2 separate regions of the Homo sapiens genome follow, and region 2 is linked to region 1. Evidence: read pairs that join two places in POLR2A ChIA-PET (ENCODE). Cell type or tissue: PC-3. All regions are shown on one strand. Each heading gives the region's core, and the rest is flanking DNA. Links, peaks and the distances in the headings are about the cores only. Region 1 overlaps TWSG1 (twisted gastrulation BMP signaling modulator 1). Region 2 overlaps TWSG1-DT (TWSG1 divergent transcript).

Region 1 (9,412 bases), core at 434-8,433:
ATGGTGGCAGGCACCTGTAATCTCAGCTACTTGGGAGGCTGAGGCAGAGAATTGCTTGAATCCAGGAGGCGGAGGTTGCAGTGAGCCAAGATCATGCCACTGCACTCCAGCCTGGGTGACAGAGTGAGGTTCCATCTCAAAAAAACAAAACAAAACAAAAAAAACACCACAATAAGATATTACCTCATACCTTTTAGAAGGGCCATTATAAAAAAGATGAAAGGCAACAAGTGTTGGAGAGGGAGGGCATGGAGAAAAGGGAATCCTTGCATGCTGTTGGTGGGAATGTAAATTAGTACAACCATTATGGAGAACAGTATGGAGGTTCCTAAAAAAATTAAAAATAGAACTAGCTCAGTATGTCAAAGAGATGTTTGCACTCTCATGTTCCCTGCAGCATTATTCACAATAGTCAAGACAGAGAATCAACCTAATTGTCCAAAAATGGATAAAGAAAATGTGGATATGTACAATGTGGTATATTTATACAATATAAAATACAATTCCACTTTATATACAATGGAATACTATTCAGCCTTAAAAAAAGAAGGAAATCCTATCAGTAGCCCCCAGCCTTTTTGGCACCAGGACTGGTTTTGGGATGAAACTGTTCCACCTCAGATCATCAGGCATTAGATTCTCATAAGGAGCATGCAACTGAGACCCCTCGTATGTGCAGTTCACAATAGGGTTCGAGCTCCTGTAAGAATCCAATACTGCCGCTGACCTGACAGGAGACGGAGCTCAGGCGGTGACGCTCGCTTGCCTGGTGTTCACCTCCTTCTATGTGGCCCGGTTCCTAAGAGGCGGCGGACTGCTACTGGTCCATGGCTCAGGGGTTGGGGACCCTGATTTACAACATGGATGAACCTGGAGGACATCATGTTAAGTAAAATAAGCCAGTCACAGAAAGGCAAATACCGCATGATTTCACTTATATGTGGAATCTAAAAAAGTTGAACTCACAGAAGCGGTGAGCAGAATGGTTACCAGGAGCTGAGGAAAGGGGAGGTGTCCATCAAATAATGCAAAATTTCAGTTAGATAGAAATAATAAATTCAAGAGCTCTATTGTACAACATGGTGACTATAGCTAATAACAATGTATTATATTCTTGAAAATTGCTGGCTGGGCACAGTGGCTCACACTTGTAATCCCAGCACTTTGGGAAGCCAAGGCGGGAGTATCACTTGTGTCCAGGAATTCAAGACCAGTCTGGATAACACATTGAGACCCCATCTCTACAAAAAATTTAAAAATTAGCGAGGTGTGGTAGCATAGTGCCAGCTACTCGGGAGGCTGAGGTGGGAAAATCACTTGAGGTTGCGGCTGCAGTGAGGTGTGATAGCATCACTGCACTCCAGCCTGGGTGACAGAGACCCTATCTCAAGAAAAAATAAAAAAGAAAATTGCTAAGAGAGTAGATTTTAAGTGTTCTCACCATACACAGAAAAGGTGAGGTAATGTATGTTAATTAGCTCTATGTAGCCATTCCACAATGTATACATATTTCAAAATAACCTGTTGCACTGGGTAAATATATACTATTATTTGTCAATTAAAATTAATAATAATAAATAATGTATCTAAATAATTTGCATAGTTTTTCTTAAAACAGAAAACAGAAAATTTGAACTCCTAGCACCTATTTATTCCTTAATATTAGAAAAGTAACATGTTAGAGCGAAGCAAGACAGAAATCCATTCTATGCAGGAACCAACGGATCTATCTAGATCTGACCTGAGATACAAGAGAGAGTCATAACGAAAAACCTGGATGTTCCAAAAGGAAGATGCCAAGACCCGTCAAGGTTAGTACTGGACTGTAGCCCTGAGTTCAAAGTCAGAGTTCAAGGAATTTGCCTAACAAAGAGCAGGATTAAGGAAGAAACATTTGATCCACTAGGTGGTAGAGCCTGTCCCAGGGTTGTGTTCCCAGCACAGAGCTGTCTGATCCTGTTTTCCTGGGTTTTGCAGGCACTGTGCCTGTTGCCTGACACCACCCACCTTTTCCGGCTCTTTCCCTGTGCCCCTTTCTTCCATTCACCACAGCGACATCTAGGATCTATGAGTTGGTATGGCAAAATGAGCCAAGCTGTGGTTGCTAAGCAGGTTTTCAGCAGGCTTCACAGCCTGGTCTTGGAGCTTATGATGCTTCCAATTTATTAAGTATAGCAAATGATCTTGGTACTATAAAGAATCTGCTATTTCTATATCAACATTATACAAACAGTGCACCACTGAATTATAGTGTTCCACGACATGCTAAACAGGTGGCTCAAGATGAAAAAGTTCATGCTTGCCATGTTTTATTTATTGGCACAAGTTATTAATTTTTTCTTTTATTTTTTTGAAACAGGGTCTTGATCTGTCACCCAGGCTGGAGTGCAGGGGTGCAATTATAGCTCACTACAGCCGCAAGCTCCTGGGCTCAAGTGATCCTCCTGTCTCAGCCCTCCAAGTAGCTAGGACTACAGGCATGCATCATTATGCCCAGTCAATTTTTTGTTTTTTTATTTTGTAGAGACAGAGTCTCCCTGTGTCGCCCAGGCTGATCTTGAACTCCTGTGCTCATGCGATCCTCCCACTTAGGCCTCCCAAAGTGCTGGGATTACAGGTGTGAGCCTCTGGGCCTGGCCTAGTTTTTTTCTTTTCCTTTCTTTTTCTTTTTCTTTTTTTTTGAGTTAAAGTCTCACTCTGCCGCCTAGGCTGGACTGCAGTGACTCAGACATGGCTCAGTACAGCCTGAACCTCCTGGGCTCAAGCGATTCTCCTGCCACAGCCCCCGCTCCCACCCAAGTAGCTGGGACTACAGGCACATGCCACCCATGCACAGCTAAATTTTTTATTTTTTGTAGAGACGGGGTTTTGCCATGTTGCCCAGGTTGGTCTCAAACTTAAGTGATCCGCCTGCCTTGGCCTCCCAGAGTGCTGGGATTATAGGCACGAGCAACTGCGCTCAGGCAATTTTTTCTTCTAATTTAACATTTCCCATAGAATTCAACATTTATTTATTTATTTAAAAAAATTTTTTTAGAGACAGGGTCTTACTCTGTTGCCCAGGCTGGAGTGCTGTAGTGCAATCAGAGCTCACTGCAGCCTTGACCTCCTGAGTTTAGTAATCCTCCTGCCTTAACCTCCCAAGTAGCTGGGACCATATGTGCATGCCATCACACCCAACTAATTAATTTTTATTTTTGGTAAAGATGGGGTCTCCTTATGTTGCCTAGGCTGGTCTTGAACTCCTGGGCTCAAGTGATCCTCCTTCTGTGGCCTCCCAACGTGCTGGAATTACAGGAATGAGCCATCATGCTTAGGCAGAATCCAACTTTTAATGCACATTAAACATGAATCAAAAGTTACAATGTCTTAATGCCATTAAAGAGTCTATTATTAAATCATTCATCATTTCATGTTGTTCTAAATGTATTTTAAGCTACTATGTAGTAGTGTAGGATTCCATTTACATTATACAGAAAAATTCCAGCTAATAACTGCAGAAGTAATGATAAAAATAGAAAATCATTGTTCTACAACTTTTCTTCTTCTTCTTTTTTTTTTTCTGAGACAGAGTCTCCCTCTGTCACCCAGACTGGAGTGCAGTGGCACTATCTCGGCTCACTGCAACTTCTGCCTTCTGGGTTCAAGTGACTCTCCTGCCTCAGCCTCCCTTGTCGCTGGGATTACAGGTGCCTACCACCACACCTGGCTAATTTTTGTATTTTTAGTAGTGACGGGATTTCGTCATGTTGGCTAGGCTGGTCTTGAATTCCTGACTTAAGGTGATTCGCCCCCTCTTGGCCTCCCAAAGTGCTGGGATTATACGCGTGAGCCACCACACCTGGCTGTTTTACAGCTTCTAATGAAGTAGCTGACTCAGGCAATGGTCATCAAGAAGGGGTGAAATCACCAGGTGAAAGGCTGATGGGGACCTTTATCACAAAGGGATCAGACTTTCACCGTCGGAACTCATGGGATCAATTTTAGCATTACTAAAAGCAGGACGTCTGGATATTGTTTGCCTTTGTGTACACTGTACCACTGTTCCCTCCTCCCAAAAACTGAGCCTCAATCTAATCAAGCCTTCATATCTAACTTCCAGCCTATAGGAAATAGAAAAGACCAACTAACAAGTTAAATAACCAAAAGAAGCAATCAACCAAATCCAGAATGTGGTTTATTTTGAAGAAACCAATCATGACTGACTAGTTTATTCAAAAAGCCAATGGAATATTAAAGGATGGGAGAGAGGGGGAGAAGAAACTGTTTTAGAATAAAAGAAACTTAAGAAATCTAACAACCAAATACAGTGAGTAATCTTTGTTGGATCTTGATTTGAGTAAAACAACTGTAAAAAACATTTAGTCAATCAGTGAAATCTAAGTATGATCTGAGTGGTATTAGACGATATTAAAGAAGTACTGTTAAATGGCCGGGTGCGGTGGCTCACATGTGTAATCCCAGCACTTTGGGAGGCTGAGGAGGGCAGATCACTTGAGGACAGGAGTTCGAGACCAGCCTGGCCAACATGGTGAAACCCCATCTGTACAAAAAAATACAAAAAAGTATCTAGATATGGTGGCGTGTGTCTGTAGTCCCAGCTACCTGGGAGGCTGAGGCAGGAGAATCACTTGAACTCAGGAGGTGGAGGTTGCAGTGAGCCAAGACTGCACCAGTGCACTCCAGCCTGGGCGAGAGAGCAAAACTCTGCCTCAAAAATAAAAATAAAAATAAAATAAAGATGTGCTGTTAATTACATTAGGCATAGTAATGACATTGTGTTATGTAAAAATACTCTTTTTTTGAGATGTATAACTAAAGGACTTCACGGATAATAGTGAAATGATTTACTTTGTAATACCTAAGCAAAACAAAAAGGTTGTGGGGGAAGATAGAGACATATACCAACAAACAGATGAATGGATGAAACAAGTCTGGCAATGTATTAATGACTATTGGAACAGGTAGTACGTATCACTGTACTCTCTATTTTTGTGCACATTTGGAAAAGTAAAAACAGTAAAAAAAAAGAAAAAAGAGCTTGTGGGTGGAGATCTAGGATCCAAAACCCACAGGATTTCAGGAATATGTTGGACAGCAAAGATTAAAATCAACTATGGTGGTTACTCTTACCTTAAGAAAAAATCAGAAAAGAGAAGCTCTTATACAAGGGAGCCACAGGGGAAAGTTTCCTAGAGAAAGTATGTGCTGAAGTCCACAGAATGAGAGAGGAAAGGAAGGCTGCACTCTAATTTGTGTTCTCTCAGAGGTCTGTGCCCCACCCATGAAAAGTATGGGGACTATTTCAACTTAGGAAGGAGGAGCAGCGGCAGGTTTGCAAAGGATGTTAAGAGAGCCTAATTTGGAAGAGAGCTGCCTACAAGGAGGAGGATTGCTGTATAAATAGAACTGGAATATCTCAGTTTTATCCTAGAAAGTAGAAAGATTAACTTAACTTAAAATGAAAGATGAAGTTACATTATGAACTTACTCAAAGTTTAAAACTGGACATCCAACCCTTAAAGGTAAATAAGCTTTTTTTAAAAAAATGAGAACTAGCCTGGAAGCATACCAGTTGCTTCTAAAATTGTAGAGATATAAGCATGTATAATTATTCTTTCTCAGTGGAAAAAAATGCAGAACTCTCTTCCTAAAAGAAGACGCTGAACAGCACTGTCATCATGGTGTGATGGTTAAGACACACACATATATAACACACATACACTCACATTCATACACTCGCACAAACACTCTCACACACATACATACACATTATTTTAGGCAATGCTATTAATAAAAGTTCATTTGTGTATTTTGGCATCCATGTTTAAATTAAATTCTTATGTGTGAGGCTGGGCACATTGGCTCACGCCTGTAATCCCAGCACTTTGGGAGGCTGAGGCGGGTGGATCACTTGAGCCCAGGAGTTCGAGACCAGCCTGGGCAACATGGCGAAACCCTGTCTCCATCAAAACTATAAAAATCAGCTGGGTGTTGTGGCTCATGCCTGCAGTCCCACCTACTTGGGAGGCTGAGGCAGGAGGACTGCTTGAGCCCAGGATGTTGAGCCTGCAGTGAGCCATGATCACACCACTCCACTCCAGCCTAGGCAACATAGCAAGACCCTGTCTCAAAAAAAAATCTTATGTGTGTATATCAGAGATTAAGATGACTATTTCCTCTTTTTTAGTTTCACTGTACATATTAAATTAATATACAGTTAATGACCTAAAATAATTCAAAGCTAGCTGTTAGAGATACCAAGATGAATATAAGAGGACAGAGGAAAAGATACTTCTGCCCCCATTCTCTCAGAATTCACTACAAAACACTAAAGAAAAACAAGAAATGGAAACACTAACTCTATCTGTGGAGAACCTAAGAGCTAAAGGTACCTGACTGAGCAGTCTTCACACAGGCCATGCACCCCACAGAACCCTGAGGAGACTCAGGAGCTGGAGGTGCCAGAGTGGCAGAGGCAAGCCTATTCTGTGGGGTAGTTATACCTTCAGGTCCCTGTCTCTTCTTCCACAACTGTAGGAGATGAGAGAGTTAGTCTTTAGAGAAATTAAACCAAAGAGGCCCTGGACTGGGAATGCCAAAAATGGCAAAGGGTAGAGATGAGTATGGGAAAAAAACAAGGAACGTAAATAAAAGTATGCTTACTGTTTACTGTGACCTCACCCCTCAGGTTCCCAGAACATTTGCAGCCTGGCATACTGCCCCATACCCCAGCCTCAACACCAGCAGGAAACCAGGAGATCTTTCTCTAGAAAAAATGTGCAACCCTAAAGGGAAAGATCTATAGACATGAAATAGAGGGCTCGTCAGTGAAAAAGGCAGTTCATCCTCCAACCACCTTTTCGTGAGGCAAACTACATTCCATGCCCTGTCCATGGATTAAGTACTCCCAGTCCGTTTTGGAGTACCTAAATTCTACAAAGGAATAGACAGCCAAGGGTCACCAGACACCTGAGAAAATGGAAATCATGCAAGGAGTAGAAGGAAAAAACTCAACAGCAACCACAAAACAGTACAATTAAGAATCCCATAAAGATAAGAAAAATATGTTACATATAAAACAAGAACAGTATGTTCCTTAAAAAAGGACAATCAGAGAAGGGCTCTTGGAAATTAAAAAAGGAAGTAAAAATTTAAAAAATTAATACAAGGGTGAAAAGATTAGGAAATCTCTCAAGAAGTACACCATACACCCAAAATACAGAAAGACAGATAATGGGATAACTCATTTAATTAATTAGTGCTTACATTATTATGCATCAAATGAGTATATATTATTAATTCATTAGAGTGATTATTAAGGTAAATACTGATTTCACTAGAAGGAGTGATAAAATCACACTGGGAAGATTAAGAGATAAGAGAACTAAATGCTTGTCTACCATAAGAGGAAGTCAACTGATAGTTTCTAAAATCAAAGAATCAAGAGAGTAGTATAGGGTTATTATTCAGAATTATGGAAGCAGTGCAACGCTGAAAAGTTGAAAGTGGTAGTCTCTGGGCATAGGATCAAAGGCTTGGAAAGAACTGAGATGGGATTGTTTTAGTACTATGTGACTTAAAAAGTATATGCATATAGCCTATTTCGATAAAGGATAATGTAAAAAAGATCAATATGATGATATTCCTGTTCTTAAGGAGGTGATACTCTGTCGAAAAAACATGCAAAACAACAATTATAGGAGCATGCAATAAATGATCTCTCAGAAGCATAGAGGATCCTTTATCTCAGTCAAATAAGGAAGGTTTCCAAGGAAAGGGGATACTTGAACTGGGGTTTTAAAAGTTAAAAATGAGTTAACTGGTCAGAGAAGGGCTGACAGGTGTTTCTTCCTACACACGTAAGTTTTCTTTCTAACACACAAATGATAGCATTCTATAAACATAATTTTGAACCTGACTTTTTTTACTTAACACATCTTGGAGAATGTTTCTTCTTATAAAACCTACTTCTTATTAAAAACAAAAAAAAAATGCTGCTGCTTATAAAAAATTCAACAGTACAAAAACTTTCAAAATAAAAAGTTAAACATTCTGCCTTGGCCCCCCACTCCTACTTCCCAAGGATAAGCACTTTTAAATACATGTATAGGTAAATACTACTGAATACAATTGAATGTAAAAATACAATGTTCTGTATGTTTACTATATTTCACACACATACTTGTTTATGCACATAAACTACATTTATATTCCTTAAAGTCTCTTAAAGCCAAGGATTCTGTGATAAGAAATATTAAGAAGTCTCCCTTGGTATCAACTTACCAACACAGTCACAGCACTCGTCCCAAAGGGCCCCAAGACACAGCATGCACTCCTTACAGCAGGAGCAATTGCCTTCTCCCGGCCGGCACTGGCAGAGCTCCTAGAAACAAGACAGATGTTAAACTTCAAATTCCAAATAATCATATATAAAACTGCTACTTTTTAAGCAAAAAACCCTGCCATATTTGCATTTACAGTAATGTATTCTTCACATAATTTTTTATTCAACATTATTAACTATTCATCAGAACATAAATATCTACAATGTCACGTAGATTTTTTTTGGATATATTCAGTGAACATACTTTGAATGCTTTTACCTTATTTTGAAATAAGGAAAATATTTTATTTTATAATCCATAACTTGACTACCCACACCACCTCAACGAATAATTCAGTACAAGAACAAAACCTGCTTCTCAGCTATTATATTCGTTGTCCAAATTTAAACAAATAGCCAACTTGTAGGGTTCCTCAATATGTAAAATGTGAGTAAAAGAACTTTGGAAATTCTATTTTTATTGTTCCATGATACAGAAAAAAGTGTGCTTGGTATGGTAGATTATTTACAAAGAAGGTGGCAATTATTCCCCTCTCTAGGTCTCCCCTCTTTGCAATGTAGCTTTGCAGCTCCTCTGATCAAAGGACAGGGTCAATTTCTAGACCTCTTGAATTTAGGTGATCCTGAGATTCACTTTGGTCAAGAGAGTTTGGTGGATATGAGATTATGTCACTTCTGAGTTTAGACCTCAAGAAGCCTTGAGTGCATCTACTCTTTCTCTTAGAACTTTGCCCAGCTGCCATGTGAAGCCAGGATATGGCCATGTGGACAAGTCAGTCCACCTGGGGCCATCCTAGATCAGCCAGCTTCCAACCAACCAGCAGCTGCCAACAGACACAGGAATAAGGCCAGAAAACCACCCAGCTGATCCAGGCTCAAACTGTCAACCCACAGAAACAAGAGTTAAATAAATGGCTATTGTTTTAACCCACTAAACTTTAGGGTGGTTTGTTATTCCACAAGAGCTAAGATAGCTTGCTCTGTACATGAAGTTCTAAAGCAATTCCTTTAGCACTTGCCCCTGCCCTCCCCTTGCCACCAGACTGCCAGTCCTGAACAAACCCA
Region 2 (9,412 bases), core at 811-8,810, 53 kb after region 1:
CACAACATTGGCCTGGCTGGTCTCGAACTCCTGAGCTCAAGCGATCCACCCACCTTGGCCTCCCAAAATGCTGGGATTACAGGCGTGAGCCACCATTCCCAGCTGTTTCCTGTTTTCTTTTAGAAGCATTATTCTTTCAACCCTTACAACTGATATCTTGATCCATTTTAGGTTATGTCTCATATGTGGTGTAAAGTAAGGGTAAAGGTTTATATTTTTGCATATGGCTGTTCACTTGTCACAGGACCATTTACTGAAAGCACTATCCCTCCCCCCATTGAATTTCATTGGCACTTTTGTTGAAAATCAGTTGCCTCTACATATGTGGGTCCATTTCTGTATTTCTAGTCAGTTCCCCTAATATATGTGTCTATATTTATGCCACTACCATACTCTTGATTACTGTTGCTTTTATAGGAAGTCTCAAAATTAGGTAATATAAATACTCCAACTTTACCCTTTTGCAAAAATTTTAGGGTATTCTAGATTATTTGCATTTTCATATAAAGTTTAGAATCACCTTGTCAAATTCTACAAAAAAAAAAAACCCTGCTGGGATATTGATTTGATTTGTGTACAGACAACTTTCTATATTGATTGGAATTGTACAGTCAGACAACTTATGATTGACATATTAACAATATTGAGTCTTTCAATCCATGAGTACGGTATATCTTTTTTTTTTTTTTTTTGAGACAGAGTCTCGCTGTGTCACCCAGGCTGGAGTGCAGTGGTATGATCTCAGCTCACTGCAACCTCCACCTACCAGGTTCAAGTGATTTTCCTGCCTTGGCTTCCCAGGTAGCTAGGACTACAGGCGTGCACCGCCACACCTGGCTAATGTCTTGCATTTTTAGTAGAGATGGGGTTTCACCATATTGGCCATGCTGGTCTCGAACTCCTGACCTTGTGATCTGCCCACCTCAGCCTCCCAAAGTGCTGGAATTACAGGTAAGTATAGTGTATCTTTCCATTTATTTCCAAATTTCTCTCAGCACTATTTTTTATGTTTCAGGATATAGAACTTGCACAGTTTTCTTGAGTTCATTTTTATTTCATATTCTTTTTTATTATTTTATTTTAAGTTCCAGGGTACATGTGCAGGATGTGCAGGTTTGTTACATAGGTAAACATGTGCCATGGTGGTTTGCTGCACTGATAAACCCATCACCTACGTATTTTACCCAGTATGCATTAGCTGTTTTTCCTGATGCTCTCCACATCTCCGCCCTCCCCCAACAAGCCCCAGTGTGTTTTGTTTCCCTCACTGTGTCCATGTGTTCTCACTGTTCAGCTCCCACTTATAAGTGAGAACATGCAGTGTTTGGTTTTCTGTTCCTGCATAGTTTGCTGAGGATAATGGCTTCCAGCTTCATCCACGTCCCTGCAAAGGACATTATCTCGTTCCTTTTTATGGCTGCATAGTATTCCATGATGTATATGTACCACATTTTCTTTATCCAGTCTATCATCGATGGGCATTTGGGTTGATTCCATGTCTTTGCTATTGTGAATAGTGCTGCAATGAACATACATGTGCTTGTATCTTTATAATAGAATGATTTATATTCCTTTGGGTATACATACCCAGTAATGGGATTGCTAGGCCAAATGGTACTTCCAGTTATAAATCTCTGAGGAATCACCACACTGTATCCCACAATGGTTGAACTAATTTACAGTCCCACCAACAGTGTAAAAGCATTCCTATTTCTCCGCAACCTCGCCAGCATCAGTTGTTTCTTGACTTTTTAATAATCACTGTTCTGACTGGCATAAGATGGTATCTCATTATGGCTTTGATTTGCATTTCTCTGATGATCAGTGATGTTGAGTTTTTTTCATGTTTGTTGGCCGATGGAACAGAATAGAGAACTCAGAATAAAACTGCCATCTACAATTATCTGATCTTCGACAAACCTGACAAAAACAAGCAATGGGGAAAGGATTCCCTATTTAATAAATGGTGCTGGGAGAACTGGCTAGCCATACGCAAAAAACTGAAACTGGACCCCTTCTTTACACCTTATACAAAAATTAACTCAAGATGGATTAAAGACTCAAATATAAAACCAAAAACTATAAAATCCCTAGAAGAAAATCTAGACAATACCATTCAGCACATAGGCATGGGCAAAGATTTTATGATGAAATTGCCAAAAACAATTTTAACAAAAGCAAAAATTCACAAATGGGATCTAATTAAACTAAAGAGCTTCTGCACAGCAGAAGAAACTATCATCAGAGTGAACAGACAACCTACAGAATGGGAGAAAATTTTTGCAATCTATCCATCTGACAAAGGTGTAATATCCAGCATCTACAAACAACTTAAGCAAATTTACAAGAAAAAAAAAACCATTGAAAAGTGGGCAAAGGACATGAATAGACACTTCCTATTTCATATTGTTGATGCTGTTTTCATTTGTAATTTCCAAGACTTCCTATCATATAGAAATACAATTGATTTTTGTATATTGACATTTTTGTATATTGGTTTTTGTATCCTGTAACTCTGCTAAACTCAGTTATTAGTTCTGGTAGCTTTTTTGGTGGATTTCTTAGGATTTTTTTTTTTGAGATGGAGTCTCACTCTGTTACCCAGGCTTGAGTGCAGTGGCATGATCTTGGCTCACTGCAACTTCCACCTCCCAGGTTCAAGCAATTCTCCTGCATCAGCATCCCGAGTAGCCAGGACTACAGGTGCATGCCACCACCCCCAGCTAATTTTTGTATTTTTTTTTTAGTAGAAATGAGGTTTCGCCATGTTGGCCAGGCTGACATCAGCTGAACCACTTTGGCCTCCCAACGTGCTCAGATTACAGGTGTCAGCCACTGCGCCCAGCCAATTTCTTGGGATTTTCTATATAAGAGACCTGTCATCTTTGAATAAAGATAATTTTATTCTTCTTTTAGGCCTGATGCTTGCTTTTTCTTCTTATTGCCTTATGGAACAAATTAGGACCTCCAGTTCAATGCTGAATACAACTTGTGAGAGCAGACATGCTTGCCTTATTTCTGATATTAGAGAGAAAGAATACTCTTTCTTTCATTAGTGTTTTATCTGTTTCATTAGTGTTAATAACTGTTCCATCAGATATTAGTGTTTCATTAATAAGTACAATGTAAGCTCTAGGTCATTTTTAGATGCCCTTTAGCAAGTTGAGGAAGTTACCTTGTATTTCTAGTTTGCTGAGTGATTTTTATCATGAGTGATTTTTTAATTTTGTCAGGCACTTTCCTTCACCTCTTGTGGCATTTTCATTGTTTTACTTTTTGAGTCTTTTAATATGGTGAATTACATTGACTTTCGAATGTTAAACCAATCTTGCATTCCTGGGACAAACCCCACCTTGCATTGATGTATTATAATTCTAATGTTACTGGATTTGATTTGCAAAATTTTTGTTAAGAATTTTTGTGACTATGTTCATAATAAATGTTTTCTTTTCTTTTCTTTTTTTTTTTTTTTTGAGACGGAGTCTTTCTCTGTTGCCCAGGCTGGAGTGCAGTGGTGTGATCTCGGCTCACCGCAACCTCCGCCTCCAGGTTCAAGCAATTCTCCTGCCTCAGCCTCCCAAGTAGCCGGGACTACAATCATGTACCACCATACCCAGCTAATTTTTGTATTTTTAGTAGAGACGGGGTTTCACCATGTTGCCCAGGATGGTCTCAATCTCCTGAGCTTGTGATCCACCCATCTCAGCCTCCCAAAGTGCTGGGATTACAGGCATGAGCCACGGCGCCCAGCCAAGAAATGTTTTCTAGTTTTTTTGTTTTCTTTGTTTTTTTTCTGGTTTTTGGTATAGGGTTTCTAGCCTGTTAACATGAGCTGGAAAGCATTTCTTTTCTTTTTTTCCTCTGAATTTTTCTTCTATTTTCTAATTAGCATAGAGTTGATATTGTTTATTCCTAAAATGTTTGGTAGAATTCACTACTTGGGACTGGAGATTCCTTTGTTCAAAGGATTTTAAATGCAAATTCACTTTTTAAAATAGATACAGGACTATTCAGGTTATCTATTTCTTCTTCAGATTTGGTAGATTGTGTCTTTCAAAGAATTTCTCCATTTCACTCAAATTACAGAATTTATTGCAGAATTTATAAAATTCTTTATAATATTATGAGCCGTTCAATGACCACAGGATTTGCAGTGATGTCTACTCTTCTGCATATAATATTGATCATTTTTATCTTCTCTCTTTTTTTCCACCTGATCACTGGCTGGAGGCTTATTAATTTTATTAATCATTTTGAAAGACCCAGGTTTTGGTTTCATGGATTTTCTGTATTGTTTTCCAGTTTTCTACCTTATTGATTTCAGCTCTTAACTTTATTACCTTTGTTTTGCTTACTTGTGTCTAATTAGCTCTTATTTTTCTAGTTTCTTAACATGGGAACCTAGATAATTGGTTTGAGTACTTTCTTTTCTAATATTTTCCTTGAAGAAACTATCTTAGCTGCCTCATAAGTTTTAATATGTCATGTTTTCATTTTTAGCCTGTTCAAAATACTTTATAATTTCCCTGTGTAATGTCTTCATTGATACAGTGATTATTTAGAAGTGTGATGTTTAATTTCTAAGTATTAGGAATTTTGTGGATTTCTTTCTGTTATTAATTTCTAATTTGATTATATTGTGCTTAGAGAATAAACATTGTATAATCCTTTCATTAACACATCCTGGTCGGGCGCGGTGGCTCACGCCTGTAATCCCAGCACTTTGGGAGGCCGAGGCGGGCAGATCACGAGGTCAGGAGATCGAAACCATCCTGGCTAACACAGTGAAACCCCATCTCTACTAAAAATACAAAAAATTAGCCAGGCGTGGTGGCGGGCGCCTGTAGTCCCAGCTACTCGGGAGGTTGAGGCAGGAGAATGGCGTGAACCTGGGAGGTGGAGCTTGCAGTGAGCCAAGATTGCACCACTGCACTCCAGCCTGGGCGACAGAGCAAGACTCCGTCTCAAAAAAAAAAAAAGAACACATCCTATGGCCTCAAATATAGTCCATTTTGATAGATATTCTATGTGCACTTGAAAAGCATGTATATTTTGCTATTATTGGGCATGTTCTATAAATGTTAATGTGGGAAAATTGGGTTGACTTTGTCCATATGTTCTGTATCCTTACTGATTTTCTTTCTATTTAGTCCATACAATTTTGAGGCCAGGCATGGTAGCTCACATCTGTAATCCCAGCACTTTGGGATGCCAAGGCGGGCAGATAACTTGAGGCCAGGAGATCAAGACCAGCCTGGCCAATATGGTGAAACCCTATCTCTACTAAAAATACAATTAGCTGGGCATGGTGGCACGTGTTTGTAATCCCAGCTACTTGGGAGGCTGAGGCATGAGAATCTCTTGAACCTGGGAGGTGGAGGTTGCAGTGAACTGAGATCACACCACTGCACTCCAGCCTGGGCAACAGAGTGAGCCTCCATCTCAAAAAAAAAAAAAAAAAAAAAAATTGAGATAGAATTGTTGAAATCTTGAACTACAATTGTGAATGATTCATTTCTCCTTTCAGTTTGCTCAATTTTGCTTCATATAATTTGAAACTTTGTTATTAGGTACATAAAAATTTACTATTGTTATATCCTCTTAATGAATTGACTCTTTTGTCATTATGAAGTTACCCTTTTAGTGACTGGCAATATTTCTTGCTGTGAAATCTAGATTCGTGATATGAATAAAGCCATTTGCATCTTTCAGTTAATTAATATTAGCATGTTATACATTTTTCCATCCTTTTACTTTTTAAAATGTAGACTTTTTGGGCGCAGTGGCTCATGCCTGTAATCCCAGCACTTTGGGAGGCTGAGACGGGCAGTCACGAGGTCAGGAGATCGAGACCATCCTGGCTAACCCAGTGAAACCTCGTCTCCACTAAAAAAAAAAAAAAATAGCCGGGTGTGGTGGCGGGCACCTGTAGTCCCAGCTACTCAGAAGGCTGAGGCAGGAGAATGGCATGAACCCGGGAGGCGGAGCTTGGAGTGAGCCAAGATCGCAACAGTGCACTCCAGCCTGGGAGATAGAGCAAGGCTCTGTCTCAAAAAAAAAGAAAAAAAAAATAGACTCTTTGGAGCAGTTCTACGTTACAGCAAAATTGAGTAGAAAGTACAGAGACTTACTATATACTCTTCCCAACACACCCCCACAGCCTTCCCAACTATCAGCATTCTGAACCAGTATATTTGTTATTGTCAATGAACCAACATCCACACATCACTATCACCCAAATTCCACAGTTTACATTAGGGTTTACTCTTCATATTGTACATTCTATGGGTTTTGACAAATAAGTAATGACATGTGTCCATCATTACAGTATCATACACAAGAATTTTATACCCTAAAAATCCCTTGTGCTCTGCCTATGCCTGCTCATCCCTCTCCTTCCTCTAACCACTGGCAACCACTGATCCTTTTACTATAGTAGTTTTGCCTTTTCCAGAATATCAGAGATGAAATCACAGAGTATGAAGCCTTTTCAGTTTGGCTTCTTTCGTGTAGTAATAGGCATTTAAGGTATCTCCAAGTTTTTTCATGACTTGATAACTAATTTAATTTTTTTTTTTGAGACAGAGTCTTGCTCTGTTGCCCAGGCTGGAGTGCAGTGGCGTGATCTCAGCTCACTGCAATCTCTGCCTCCCAGTTTCAAGCACTTCTCCTGCCTCAGACTCCTTAGTAGCTGGGATTACAGGCGTGCACCACCACGCCTGGCTAATTTTTTTGTATTTTTAGTAGAGATGAGGTTTCACCATATTGGCCAGGCTGGTCTCGAACTCCTGACCTTGTGATCTGCCCACCTTGGCCTGCCAAAGTGCTGGGATTACAGGTGTGAGCTACCATGTCTGGCCGATAACTAATTTCTTTTTGGTGTTGAATAATATTCCATTGTTTAGGTATACCACAGTTTATCCATTTACTTACTGAAAAGCATCTTGGTTGCTTCCAAGTTTTGTCAACCATGAGTAAAGCTGTTATAAATATCCACGTGCAGCTTTTTGTGTGGACATAAGTTTTAATTCATTTGGGCGAATACCAAGGAGTATGGTGGCTGGATCATATTATAAGAGTATGTTTAGTTTTGTAAGAAACTGCCAAAGTATCTTTCAAAGTGGCTGTTCCATATTGCATTCACATCAGCAATGAATGAGAATTTCTGTTGCTCCACGTCATCACCAGCATTTGATACTGTCAGCATTTCGGGTTTTGGCCATTCTAATAGGCATGCAAGGTATCCCCTTGTTTTTATCCTTTTAACTTCTCTTTGCATTTTCATTTAAAGTGGGTTTCTTATAAATACCCTATAGTTAGGGCTTGCTTTTTAATACAGTCAATCTTTGCCTTTAAATATAAATTTACATTTAATGTGATCATCAATAAGGTTACGTTTAAATTCACAATCTTGTTATTTCTTTTCTAAGTGTTCCCTCTGTTCTTTATTCCTTTTTCCTCATTTACTGCCTTGTTTTTAATAATTCCATTAATCTTCATTATTGTATTATTAGCCATACAATTTTTTATTTTTTATTTTTCCATAAGTTATTGGGGTACATGTGGTGTTTGGTTACATTAGTAAGTTCTTTAGTGGCGATTAGTGAGATTTTGGTTCACCCATCACCCAAGCAGTATACACGGCACCCTATTTGTAGTCTTTTATCTCTCGCCCCCTCCCACACTTCCCTCCAAGTCCCCAAAGTCCATTGTATCATTCTTATGTTTTTGTGTCCTCACAGCTTAGCTGATATGTTCTCACATATCAGTGAGAACATACGATGTTTGGTTTTCCGTTCCTGAGTTACTTCACTTAGAATAATATTCTCCAATCTGGCTGCGCGCGGTGGCTTACACCTGTAATTCCAGCACTTAGGGAGGCTGAGGTGGGTAGGTCACCTGAGGTCAGGAGTTCGAGACCAGCCTGGCCAACATGGTGAAACCCCCTCTCTACTAAAAATACAAAAATTAGGTGGATCTGGTGGCGCATGCCTGTAGTCCCAACTACTTGAGAAGCTGAGGCAGGAGAACTGCTTGAATCAGGAGGCGGAGGTTGCAGTGAGCCGAGATCGCACCACTGTGCTCCAGCCAGTATTACCGATTTGGATGCCCTTTATTTCTTTCTTTTGTTTGATTGCTCTGGCTAGACTTCCAGTACTATGTTGAAGACGAGTGGTGAGAGTGGGCATCCCTGTCTTGTTCCAGCTCTCGGAGGGAATGCTTTCAACTTTTCCCCATTCAGTATTATGATGGCTGTGGGTTTGTCATAAATGGCTTAAATTACATTGAGGTATGTCCCTTGTATGCCAATTTTGCTGAGAGTTTTAATCATAAAGTGATGCTGGATTTTGTCTAATGCTTTTTCTGCGTCTATTGAGATGATCATGTGATTTTTGTTTTTAATTCTGTTTATGTGGTGTATCACATTTATCGACTTGCCTATGTTAAAACCATCCCTGCATCCCTCGTATGAAACCCACTTGATCATGGTGGATTATATTTTTGATATGTTGTTGGATTCAGTTAGCTAGTATTTTGTTAAGGATTTAGCATCTATGTTCATCAAGGATATCGGTCTGTAGTTTTCTTTTTTGGTTATGTCCTTTCCTGGTTGTGGTATTAGGGTGATTCTGGCTTCATAGAATGAATTAAGGAGTGTTCCCTCTTTCTCTATCTTGTGGAATAGTGTCAAAAGGATTGGTACTAATTCATCTTTGAATGTCTGGTAGAATTCTGTTGTGAATCTGTCTGGTCCTGGGGTTTTCTTTTGTCGGTAATTTTTAAATTACCATTTCAATCTTGCTGCTTGTTATTGATCTGTTCAGGGTATCTGATTCTTCCTGATTTAAGCTAGGAGGGTTGTATTTTTCCAGGAATTTATCCAATTCTTTTAGGTCTTCTAGTTTATGTGCTTAAAGGTGTTCATAGTAGCCTTGAATGATCTTTTGTATTTCTGTAGTGTCAGTTGTAATATCTCTCGTTTCGTTTCTTGGTGGGGTTATTTGGATTTTCTCTCTTCTTTTCTTGGTTAATCTTGCTAATGGTCTATCAATTTTATTTATCTTTTCAAAGAACCAGCTTTTCATTTCATTTATCTTTTGTATTTTTTTGTTTCAATTTCATTTAGTTCTGCTCTGATTTTGGTTATTTCCTTTCTTCTGCTGGGTTTGGGCTTGGTTTGTTCTTGTTTCTCTAGTTCTTTGAGGTGTGACCTTAGAGTGTCAGTTTGTGCTCTTTCAGTCTTTTTGATGTAGGTGTTTAGGGCCATGAACTTTCCTCTTAGCACCGCCTTGGCTGTATCCCAGAGGTTTTGATAGGTTGTGTCACTATTATCTTTCAATTTGAATAATTTTTAAATTTCCATTTTCATTTCGTTTTTAACCCAGTGATAATTCAGGAGCAGGTTATTTAA

What was found. Peaks named below come from ENCODE experiments on the same cell type or tissue, not always from the same donor. Only the 100,000 strongest peaks of a DNase experiment are listed, where the experiment ranks them.
Region 2: POLR2A ChIA-PET joins it to region 1 with 7 read pairs; 7 of 35 experiments call an interaction of 5 or more read pairs at or near these places.

Annotation. Positions count from the first base shown.
Region 1 is chr18:9,358,946-9,368,357 of GRCh38, reverse strand. TWSG1 (twisted gastrulation BMP signaling modulator 1) reads right to left here. Exons shown (of 5, transcript NM_020648.6): 3 at 8,287-8,386. Among named protein-coding and RNA genes, the nearest start is that of TWSG1, 29 kb to the right of the region's middle. In PC-3, for the core only: CTCF peaks have their summits at 1,862 (motif pointing right) and 2,063; DNase peaks (open chromatin) are centred at 2,037, 3,877 and 5,287; H3K4me3 peaks cover 834 bases; H3K27ac peaks cover 3,261 bases.
Region 2 is chr18:9,306,551-9,315,962 of GRCh38, reverse strand. It overlaps TWSG1-DT (TWSG1 divergent transcript), which reads left to right. Exons shown (of 3, transcript NR_183523.1): 3 at 700-2,910. Among named protein-coding and RNA genes, the nearest start is that of TWSG1-DT, 23 kb to the left of the region's middle. In PC-3, for the core only: no CTCF peak of the experiment used is centred there; no DNase peak of the experiment used is centred there.